2 separate regions of the Homo sapiens genome follow, and region 1 is linked to region 2. Evidence: chromatin contacts called from ENCODE Hi-C or POLR2A ChIA-PET data. All regions are on one chromosome and are shown on one strand. Each heading gives the region's core, a stretch centred on a gene start or an enhancer-like site at or near the end of the contact. The rest is flanking DNA. Distances are from core to core; before and after follow the strand shown. Region 1 has its middle 110 kb from the start of LINC00242. Region 2 has its middle 54 kb from the start of LINC00242.

Region 1 (5,882 bases), core at 1,208-3,707, 54 kb after region 2:
AATGTGGTACAAAGGTAGGAGGCATCTCAAAGGATGAACAGAAGTAATGTAATAAGCCCTTAGCCTGAGGCCCGGCACGTAGCGGGCAAGCTGTGAACTCCGACTGCGCCACCGTATTCCGGACATGCTGTGATCGTCGGGTGGGGGCGGATGTTGAAGCATCAGTGGCCTCTGTCTGGTTAGCGACGCTGCACCTCCTGACCCCTTTCTACTCCCTCAGGCTTGGTCCTTCCCTGGGCCCCGTTAGCTTCACTGTGAGTGCCTCCCATTCATCCAGGCATCCGTGTCCCACGCAGAGGTCCCCATGACAGTGAGGACTTACGTCTTTTAAACTGCAGTTCCCGTAGTCCCTGGAGCGGTGCCTGGCATGTCGTGGGCTCAATAAATAATCATTGAATAGATGAGTAATTGAATCAATGAAGAGAGAAAATGGCCTAAGCTGAAGCCACATCAGTGTGGCCATGGAGTGAGGGGCAGGGGGAGGTTCTGCCAGCCCTGAACCCTTCTCTTTGCGGGGCAGCCTTCGTACACCACATCTCTTTTGAGTCTGTTTTCCTGGGGGGGTTGATAATTCCTTCAGAACATTACTGGGGGGCACTGTGGAGTGTTAACTTGTGAATGGAAGTGTTTCTTGAGTGGAGCAGCTGGAGGAATTCTGAGATGGCCCATGACTGCCGCCCTGGTGTGCACACACTTCCTCCCAGCTGTTCACCAGGATTCCAGGGCGGCTGGGAGGGCTTGTTATGGGGTTAAGATCCCAAAGCAGTTGACCTTACGGTAGGGAGATAATTGGGGGACCCGGCCTAATCACACGGACCCTCTAAAAACGATTTTCTCCACCTGCAGGCAGGCGGCCTCCAGGAGCTAAGAGTAGGAAGGAGCATAGAGACCTCTGTCCTGCAACTTCCAGAAGAAAATTCCCCCAGCAATTGGGAGCTGAAAAGTGGCCCTCAGCCCATAGAAGTCTCACAGCCCTGGCCGGTGCCATGAATTCAGCCTGCTAAGACCCGAAAGTGAAGTTGCAACATGCCCAGGCCACTGACCTGTGGAAACTGAGCTGAGGGTTGGTGCTACTCTCAGCGCCTGTGCTCATGGAAATTTGTTATTCAGCAACAGGAAATTAGTGCAAATAGAAAAGGCTGCCTCAAACATGGTCATGGACACTGCCATGTTCCAGCCCCAGGAATAAGACACAAATGGTTCTCGTGAGCGCTCGGCCGTCCATCAAAGCAAGCCTTGATTCCACACAGGAGAGAAATCTGATGACTCAGGCCCTGGGGCCTTTTGGGTTCAGGATAATCGTGAGTTTGTTATACTGAATTTCTTAACAGGAATTTAATGAACAAGTTCCCTGTTTTGAATTCCAGTTCCATTTATTAGTCAGGGTGAAGGGAGGCTGCTGTAACAAGGAGCCCCACTACACCGTTGCTTAAAATACAGGCCTGCGCCCACCTCCTCCTGCAGGGGCACCAGGCAGGCGGCCCTCCCCGTCCCCCGTGGCAACTGTCTCCAGGCCGCGCTTGGCAATAGCGGGAAATAAAATGACGAAGGTTACTCCTCCTCCTCCTCAGTGCACCTCTTCCTGGGGATTAAAACAAGGACCTCAGATGTCTACACTACAGACGGTGGGGTTGCCTTGGGCCCTACTCCAATTAGGTCTAGAATGCACTGCATGGTCAGAGTGGGCTGGAGCTGCAGGAGGGGCAGGGCCAGCACCAGCATGCAATTGGTGAGGGGAGGGCTTCAGTGCTGGGCGGGCAGCCTCCTCTGGGACCTGGCTATAGTGGGCCAGCCTGGTGGTGAGTTTGTGTCTGACGTGGGCTCTGCCACCTGCCAAGTGTCTGATCTGAGGACAAGTGGTGCTTTCTGGGCCTCAGTGTCTTCATCTGCAAAACGGGACCGTGAGACCACACCTGACTGCCAGGGTTGTTAGTGGACAGGCCTCAAAAGGTTGCCTGGCACATGCCGGGCGTGCCCTAAACCAGCATCCAGGGCAGTGCCGCTCACCAGAAGCCGCAGGACCTGTGTATGGAGCTAGTTCAGTCGGTGACCTGCTGAAGGAGTGTGGGGCACGGGGGCCGCGGATTCTGAACACACCTCATCCTTACAGTGATGACGGCAGAGTGCCTGCTTATTAGCAGCTTTAGCCAATTTGCAGTTTATCTTGGTGCTCACCCAAACAGGCTGCAAACCGAGACAAACACACTTTGAGGTCATCACCCCATGACTCAGAACATTTTCCTGATGGTTTCCGTGCTGAGGAAAGAAAAAGAAGGCCTTGAAATATTGCCAGTGGAAAAGGTTTGTGTGTGCAGCTGATGGCAGATGGTGGGTTCTGGCAGCCTGGCTGGTAAGCCCCTGGCATCGGGTCTGTGCTGGTCACTCATGTGCCCGGGAAGCCCAGGATGTGGGGGTCTGTGCTGGTCACTCAGCTTCCTGGGAACCCAGGGTGTGAGTGTCTGCGCTGGTCACTCATGTGCCCGGGAAGCCCAGGATGTGAGGGTCTGTGCTGGTCACTCAGTTGCCCTGGAAACCCGGGGTGTGGGGTCTGCACTGGTCACTCAGCTGCCCGGGAAGCCCACGGCATGGGGGTCTGTGCTGGTCACTCTGTTGAAGCTCTTCTTCTTTTCAATTTGGGGGATGTGAGGCTCTGTCCCACCTCCTGGCCTTGTTCTAGTTGTTGACAGAATGGTTAGCTTTGAAAATCAGGCAGAGTACTTTAGGCAACTTCCATGGTAAAAGAGGTTCATTTTCTCCCACACCCCATGGGGCCAATTCCTTTGAAATCTAAAGAGCAGAAGGAGAGAAGGGAAGGGAGCCGTGCTCTGATGCTGCTTGCCGCTGTTTCTCTCATGGGGGACACACTTTTTTCCTTGCTCCAAGACTCACTTTTCATCCCCATTCAGGTTCCGGGAGCTCTCCTAGGTGTTGGAAAAGCCATGGTGAGCACACACTGCTCGCGCCATCCTGGAGAGGAACCTCCAGCCAGAGAAGCCAACATGCGCACGACGCACACACCACAGAGAAGGCACAGATGAGCGCACACAATGCACACACCACACCACGGTGGAGCTGACGGTGGCAGGGAAGGCACAGATGGGCGCACACAATGCACACACCACACCACGGTGGAGCTGACGGTGGCAGGGAAGGCACAGATGGGCGCACACGACGCACACACCACACCACGGTGGAGCTGACGGTGGCAGGGAAGGCACAGATGGGTGCACACAATGCACACACCACACCACGGTTTTGCCCCCTGCACCTTCTATCCTGAGGATGTTGTCAACAGGGCTAACAGACTCTGACTTCCGCACCAATGACTCCTAGTCCCTCAGTGATGAATTTGAATGCTCTGCAGCGGCTCTGTCCAGCTGATTGACCTGGGGTCAGGAAGAAGACAGGCAAGGGCCAGGCTGTGGCCTCGGTGTTGGCAGATGCGTTTCTGGGTGGAAAAGCTGCACAGCAGACACCCCAAGCCGGGAGTCAGGAGTTATTAGGAAGAAGTCCTCTGGGACAGCATGTGGGGGCCTGGCCCGCTGCATTCCCCACCCTCCACAGAGAGGCTTTGGTGTTGTTTCCAAGCCCTGCTCCAAGGTGGCTCTAGAGCCTGCACCTTCAAATGCACCCTGGGCAGACCATACCATCTCTGCGGGTGAGCTGGGCTGTCCCCTCCACTGGGTCAGAGACGCTGTCCTCCCGCAGAGGATGTGCAGGGAAGGAAAGGCTTTGGGAAGGTCCCCCGGTCTGGGCTCAAGCCAGGCCAACCATCCTACAGAGACAGGAAACCTGGAGCTTCCCACAGCAGCCCAAAGTTCCAGGGGAGGGGAGGCAGGGAAGACGTCCAGCCCACATAGCACGCACTTGCACACGCACACACCTGCACACCCACACACACATCCATGTGCACATGTGCACACACTTGCATACCTGTGTACACATGCACATACGCCTGCACAAACACACCCCTGTACACACAGGCACATGCACACACCTGCACACATGAGCACACACCTGCGTACCTGCACACACACACCTGCACACACATGCACACGTGCACACACCTGCACCACACATGCATACACACAGGCACACACATCTACACACACACCTGCACATGCACACACGCACATCTGCCTAAACATGTCCATGCACACGTGTGCACACACACAAACTAAAGGAAACACTGTTCTCTGGCTTCATCTTAGTGGTCTCTGTGTGGCACAGACATGCTTGCACGTGGAGGCTTTGCTGCACAAAGGTGAGAAGGAGACATCTGCCCATGGGGAGACATGAGCTCAGCTGCAGGCCAGGGGCACAGGGCTCAGGGGGATGTGTGCCAGGAAGGATGGCCCGGTCTGGCCTGGGGCTCTTGGAGGTTGAGGGATGTGGACTTTCTTTCAAGGGTAGAGGGGAGGGCCTCTGGGGGCCATGGATCTGGCATGGGGTGATGGGCTCGGACATTTAGATGTGAGTCAGGAGCATCTGCTGTGCAAGATCCCAGCTGAACCCAGGCTGGGCCAGGGCAGCAGGAAGCAGTGGAGGAAGGGGCATGACAGGCTCTCAGAGGGTATTGGCGGGCTTTTCCTTCTCGTGTCTGCCTGATGAAAGACAACGCCATCCTCAGGGGCCTCCTTGACTGAGAGTGGAGGGTGTCTGGCCACCTGGGGGCAAGTGTTCTGGGGTGCAGTGTGTTTGGATGTGAACCTGCTTCCCGACTGGAAGGGGTCAGGGAGTGAGGCTGGGGAGACGGGAGCAGGGGATGGGAACTGGACCTTGTGCAGGACATTAGGAGAAACAGGGGGCAGTGTCTTGGGAGACCCCACCTGGTGCTCAGGGAACACAGTGCAGGGTGCCCCAGGTGCCTTGGGAGATGGAGGACAGAGGATAAGCCGTGGTGGCCACTCTTGAGCCAAGCAGCAAGGGGTGGGGCAGGGCTGGCCATCGCCAGGGGCCCTGGGGACCGGGGCACATTGGACATCTTCTCTGGCCCTGAGTCTGTGCTGAGCAGGGATCTGTAGAGATTGGTTGACTATTGCGCTAAAACTCAGTTTTATGCTCCGAACACTTGGTCAGTTAAACTTCACAATTGCTGTCATTTTTGTAAGCATCGCCTGACTGCAGGAATGCAGCAATCCCACACATGACATGTCCTTCCCAGTCCACCGCAGCTTTCTCGCCGGGAGGGCCATTGCAGATGTGGACACACAGCAAACAGGTCTGAACGCAAGCAATGGAGATGGGACCAAGTCATCTTCTGAGAGGGGAACCTTCCAGAAAGTTGAGGGATCTTCTGAGTTGAAGTCCCCAGGGACTGTGACAGCCCAGAGCAGGTTGCACCCTGGAGGCAACAAGGACTGTGGTCTCAGCCATTGCCAGGTTGCTGACTTGAAAAATGAAGACACTTAGCACATGGTTCTAGTTTCACGCGTATATCTTGATGTGCTTCCACAGGAACAGTCATTTAGGAAATTTTATACTCTAACATTTCACAAACACTGGAACTCCACCCTGGCAAGGGGCCGTGCTCTGCAGGCTGGCAGAGCATGTGTCTGCGCGTCTGTCCAGCCACCCCGTGACCCCACATGGGCTGTGCTCACACTTTCTCTCAAGCGACAATGACCCATTTGTAGAATGATTATCTTTTCCTAAGACTAAAATGTCCCATTTATAAATATAATTGGTCTACTTTTAAGAAAATTTTACCTGGTTTTACTTTAAGAAAGACTCTGGGATTCTGTGTGTCATTACAATAATTGTCTTTATTTTATTTGCAAATATCATATTTGACGCAAAGGAATGCTGTAACACACATGTTTGCACATCGCGATGAAGGCCCCAGGAAACCCTCCCTCTGAGGATAGGACAGGACTGGCACC
Region 2 (5,594 bases), core at 454-2,953:
CAGGGGTGACAGTAAATCTGCTCTTTTAAAATCCTTTATCTTAAAAATTCTCACGCACATCTAAATGTAAAGAGAGAAGGAGAGCGAATCCATCGTCCAGGCTGAAAAATCAGCCACATCCTGCTACCCTGCCTCCAGCTGTGTCCCCACATGCTTTAAAATAAATCACAGACAACATGTCATCTCTTCCACCTATTTCGTGTCTCTAGCAAATGGGTTCTCTTCTTCACATCACCGCAGTGTAGTCATTTCACCTGACAGTTAGTGATGATTCCCTAATGTCATCCAATACCCAGTCCGTGTTCACTTTCTCTGGTGGCCTCTGAAGGTTTTTTGACCAAGGATGTGCAGCGTGCTTGCGTTGGACTCTGAGCACACCCAGCTGGCCTCCGGACGGCACATCTCTGAAAGTCCTCAGTCTTCAGCCGTTTCCTACCCCTGTGAAGTGCATTTTAACTGAAGACACTGGGTCATTCTTCCTGTAGAATTTTCACTCTGTTTACCTGACGCTTTTCTTGGGCCTTAATGTTGGCATTTCCCCAAATCCCATCCTTGACCGCCTTGTCCCCTGCCTACACTTTCGTCCTGGTTATCACATTTATTCCTAGGACTCTAATTGAGAACTCAATGCTAATGGCTCCCAAGTCTATATATTTTCCCCAGCTCTCTGTCTTGAGATCCAATGGTATCTAAGAGTGCGGGATTTCTCTGCTTAGATAACACATAATAACTCAAACTTAAAATGTCCAATTCTGAGCTCATCCTCCTCTCCTTCAAGCCTGTTCCTTCCCCTGCCCCATACTCCTTGAATGAGGATCTGCTGGTGTTTCAGACACAGCAAGCCCTGCAACCACTGGAGAATGTGCCCATTATGGAACCGACCATTGGTGGGAACCTGGCTAGGGGCTCGTTCCTCTAGGGCGTGTGCCTGTGGGAATGCGAGGAGGGTCACTAGTGCACGTGAGGCCCTGGCAATGGGGAGGAGGCCGGAGAGCCGCCGGGCTGTGTGCAGGAGCTCCAGCTCCACCCATGCCCAGAGCATAGGGCAGGACACAGATGTCGGAGGGAATAGCCCACAGTGGACCCAAGTCCTTTCCAAAGTGCAAGAGAGAAAATACTGTCCGCCGAGACAAGGGTTGCGCACACACCTCTCCAGCGGCTTTGGGACTAAGTTTGCTGTATGCAGATGTGAGTAACTCCAGCCCAGGCTGTTTTGCCTTCTCCCTGGAAGCCTGGAATAACGATACCACCAGAGGTTTGTTTTGCCAGTAGTTCTCCATTTTTATGGTGAAGGACGGGGACCCTGTGCGCATGGAGACTTATCTCTGGGAAGGATGAGGAAGGAGCTCAGTCTTTCTGAATTTTATGGCATAGGTTTCTAAAAACTTTTGCAATAGAAAAATGTGTAGTTATAAAGAATAAAATCTTAAAAAGTAACACTAGGTGACTAAGGTGGAATGTGGACTGACAAATTCATTTGAGGCTTTTTAACTATTCAGTAAAATAAAGCGATGAGGACTCTGTATCAGTTACCTGTTGGTGCTGTAAAAAGTTACCGCACATGCAGTGGCTTAAAACAACACAAACATATTATCTTACGGTTCTGGAGAGCACAAGTCCAGCCTCAGTTTCACTGGGCAAAGTCAAGGTGCTGGTGGGCTGGTTCCTGCTGGAGGCCCCACAGCAGTGTGCGTTTCCTTGTTTTCCAGCTTCCAGGGGCCTGGCCCATTTGTCTTCAAAGCCCGTGGCTCCAGCCTCCGCTTCCGCCACCGTGGGGCCTTCCCTCTGACGCCTCCCTCTTACAGGGACCCTGGTGATTACCCAGTGTAAACTGGGCCCAGGGTAATCCGGGATAATTTCCTGTCTCAAGGTTCTTAACTTAATCTCATTTGCAAAGTCCCTTTTGCCTCACAGGTCACAGAATCCTAGGTTCTGGGGATTAGGATGTGGCCATATCCCGGGGGAGGTTATGACTCAGCTACCACAAACATCACATCAAATTGGCTTGTACGACTGCGTAGATCTTAAATAACAATGGGTCCTTCCTGAGGCTGATTTCCGCTCACTCTCGCTTCTTGTTAGAAACATTTTTGTGTTTCCTTTGCAGCAGCTTTTCCTCCTCATAGCTGTCCTGCGTCTGACATCAGGTTTCCTTGTTTGCAGGCCTGCCCTGCTCCAGGTACTGACCCAGAAAGAGCTTTGGGAGCTCCTTTTGGGGGCTCAGTGCCCTATGACTCAGGAGGTAGCTTCTGGGGCCCTTGCCACCACCCGAAGTCTGTAGGCCCTGCTCCCCGGCTGCCTCCCGCCGGCTCTCGCATGGCCCAGCCCTCCCCTTCCGGGCATCCGCCTCGCCTTGCAGTAGTGAGGCCAGGACAGCCTTGCCCATCTCCCCCTCGCTGCTCAGCAGAGCCTCTGGCTCTTCCTCTGCTGGCCTCAGCTCCCACTTTTCCTCCTGATATTCCTCAAAAGTCACAGAGCTCTAGGACCTCCACAAGCTCTTGCAGGTGGGAAGGAGAGGGACTGGAGTAAATCTGTTCCCACATTCCCAAGGCTGACACATGTGGCAAGGAGGTCACATTCCCTGTGATCCCTGAGTATCTCTGCCATCAGAGCAGGGCCGCTGCCATGAGCCTCTGTGTCTGAGCCACACCCCTGCCTGGGGACTTAGCTACTCTGTAGGCCCTGCTGCTCTGGGCCTAGTTCCCCCGGAGGTGTGAGCCCTCCTAGCATATTCTGCTGACTGATGTTCTTACTCTGCACAGTACCGGCCCTTGTCCATCTCTTCCAAAATGAAGAGAGGCTCCCAGGGAGGAGGACCCCATGGGGGGCTGCTCGGGCTTCTTGAACTCCAAGGTTTAGATGTTATAAAAATATTTCTTGCAGTACACACACAGCCATGTGTGTATATGTGCATGTGCACGTGTGTGGGTGTGTGCATGTGTGTAGATATGTGCACATGCTTGGTTTGTGCATTTGTATATGTGGTGTGTGCATGTGTACCCATGTGTGCATGTATGTCTATCTGCATGTGTGTGGTTTGTGCATATGCATGTGTGTGAAGGTGTGTGCATGTGTGTGTGCATCTGTATGCAGGTGTGTGCATATGTTAGCATGTGTATATACATGTGTGGATTTGTGTGTAGGTGTGTTGGCATGTGTGCACACATGTGTGGATTTGTGTGTAGGTGTGTTGGCATATGTGTACACATGTGTGGATTTGTGTGTAGGTGTGTTGGCATGTGTATACATGTGTGGATTTGTGTGTAGGTGTGTTGGCATGTGTGTATACGTGTGTCCATTTGCGTGTAGGTGTGTTGGCATGCGTGTATACGTGTGTCCATTTGTGTGTAGGTGTGTTGGCATGTGTGTATACGTGTGTCCATTTGTGGCATGCGTGTATATGTGTGTCCATTTGTGTGGTGTGTTGGCATGCATGTATACATGTGTGGATTTGTGTGTAGGTGTGTTGGCATGTGTGTATACATGTGTCCATTTGTGTGTAGGTGTGTTGGCATGTGTGTTGTGCACATGTGTATACATGTGTGCATATGTTGCTTGTGTATGTGTGCATGTGTGTGCACACACGTGCCCTGGAGCATGCACACTTTGTAGGGCAGCTCTGGGACAGCTCCCACACCCCCTGAGCTCGGGCGCGGCTGCTCTTTGCTGGATCTGGGCTCATTGCCCTGTCTGATGGGGCTCTCCAGGATCCCTCCTGCTCCAGGGTTCCTTCTCCCCTTTTTGCATTCTGTCTCTATCCTTCTCTTGGGTCGTGTGTCTGAATGCTAACTACAGAAAGGCCGGCAGTTTCCCTGAGGGAGCCCTCAGTTCCCATGGGAATCAGGCCCTGTGAAGGGATAATTGGAGGAGTGTGTGGGGGAGAGAAGGTTTCAGCACCTCCTCATGGGAAATCCACTCACGTCTCAGCTGCAGTGAGCATGCGCCCCGGCAGCGCTGGGCCCCGTCGGTGTGCTTGGTGTTGGGGTACAACCCCACACATGGATTTGGGCCGTTTTAAGGACCAGCCAGGTCTGCTTTGAACCTGCTCTGATGGGTTGAAAGCAAATGAATAACACGTTGGGCTAAAATCATGTGATTCAGTTTTATGCTTTTAGAATTCGCTTTGTCTACTCTCTATTCTGACCATAGGAATAGGAGATAATGTTGAAAATATTTATGAAATGTAAAGCCCAGGGCGCCATGGATTCGGGCAGTCTGGGTAGCTGCCTGCCCCAGTGACCACAGGGCTGCCCTGGGCCCATGTTGGCTTTGGAAGCAGGTAGTTGTTCAAAGATAAGTAATGGCAATAGGTCAGCTTGTTTAGCTGCCCAGGGGTATGTATTGCTGGGAACTCTTTCTGGGTGATGATGTGGGAAAATGTCATTCACGGCCACGATGAACCTATTCTGAAAGTCATCCAGGTGAGGGTGGCATCGGTGGGGTCCGGTTCTCATCCTGGTGCTGGGACCAGCCCACAGCTGCCTCCCTGGAGCATCCTGACTGCATCCCAGGGCTTTGGGTTCTTGCTGGTCATTCCCTGAGGGTGGAGAGTGGGGCCGTGGCCACTCACCCGCTTTTTACTTGCATGATCTCATGGCTTCTGGTCACTGAGAGGTGCAGGTGTGTAGCCTGATTAGAACCCCTGCCCCTCAAAGCTTGCCTGTTCTGTGGCTTGTGCTTAAGGCCTGGCCGCGGGGAAAGGTGCTCAGCAAGGGTGGCTTGTGCTGACGGAGGTGCCTTCCAGCACACCCCAGGCATCCTGTGCTGAGGCCTTGGGTTTGGTCTTTTGGAAGCTGAATCTCTGAACAACCAGCCTATCAGTCAGGGTTCTCCAGAGAAACAGAACCAACCGGATACACAGTTCAAAGAATTTGTTTTTAAAAATTGGCTCATGTGGTTGTGGGGGCTGGCATATCTGAAATCTGCAGGGAGGCTGGAGTCAGGCGGGCTTCTGTATTATGGTCTTGAGGCAGAGCTCCTCTGGGAAACCTAAGTTTTACTTTTACTCAGGTTTTACTCCTTCAACTGATTGGACACGGCCCACCTGCATATGGAGGGGAATCTGCTTTACTCAAAGTCAATTGATTGTAGTTGTCAATCACATCTGCAAATGCATCCACAGCAGCAACTGGACTGGTGTTTGACCAAACAACAACTTGGTGGCATAATGGCCCACCAAGGTGACACAAAATTCACGATCACACCCAGTCTGGAATTTCTTTCAATGGTTGTACTTGAGTATTATTTCCTGAACTTTAACAGCAGTTTTCTTCAAACACAGCCATGTAAGTTCAAGTTTTTAATTTACTTTAAAATGGTTGTTGAGAAAATTGTGCTTTAGTGAAGCACCTAATGCCCCTATATTTGTACCATGTGAGAGATTTCTCTTGAAAATTAGTGTTAAGAATATATTTTCTTTTCCTGAGAAATAGAAACTAAATGTTTTGTGATAAACCATGTTTACATTTTTGCCTTGGCTGCTAGGGAGCTCAAAGCCAAATTTGATTTATGATTATAAGGATTATGTTGATTTTCTATTTTTTAAAAAGCCAATTTCTCCCATATTTCCCTTACCCATTTCCTTCTGAATTCCC

The links. A loop is a pair of places that touch in the nucleus more often than their neighbours do. ChIA-PET counts read pairs that join two places held with the same protein, here RNA polymerase II (POLR2A). Pooled maps may share reads with other maps.
Region 1: a loop to region 2 is called in a map of endothelial cell of umbilical vein, with 6 times the contacts of the local background. The contact joins two enhancer-like sites. A Hi-C loop is called at or near these places in 12 of 168 maps with a recorded cell type or tissue (Right ventricle myocardium inferior, cardiac septum, endothelial cell of umbilical vein and 2 more), 1 of 37 single-sample maps with no recorded cell type and 10 of 50 pooled maps. POLR2A ChIA-PET finds 5 or more read pairs at or near these places in 2 of 52 experiments (CD8-positive, alpha-beta T cell and endothelial cell of umbilical vein).

The regions. Positions count from the first base shown.
Region 1 is chr6:169,903,182-169,909,063 of GRCh38, forward strand. It overlaps LOC105378149. Among named protein-coding and RNA genes, the nearest start is that of LINC00242, 110 kb to the left of the region's middle. Within about 2 kb of position 2,458, at least 7 of the 41 ENCODE cell types and tissues checked have a DNase peak (open chromatin) inside an H3K27ac peak, as active enhancers do; they include endothelial cell of umbilical vein, where a contact is called at or near this core.
Region 2 is chr6:169,849,973-169,855,566 of GRCh38, forward strand. No RefSeq gene overlaps it. Among named protein-coding and RNA genes, the nearest start is that of LINC00242, 54 kb to the left of the region's middle. Within about 2 kb of position 1,704, at least 8 of the 41 ENCODE cell types and tissues checked have a DNase peak (open chromatin) inside an H3K27ac peak, as active enhancers do; they include endothelial cell of umbilical vein, where a contact is called at or near this core.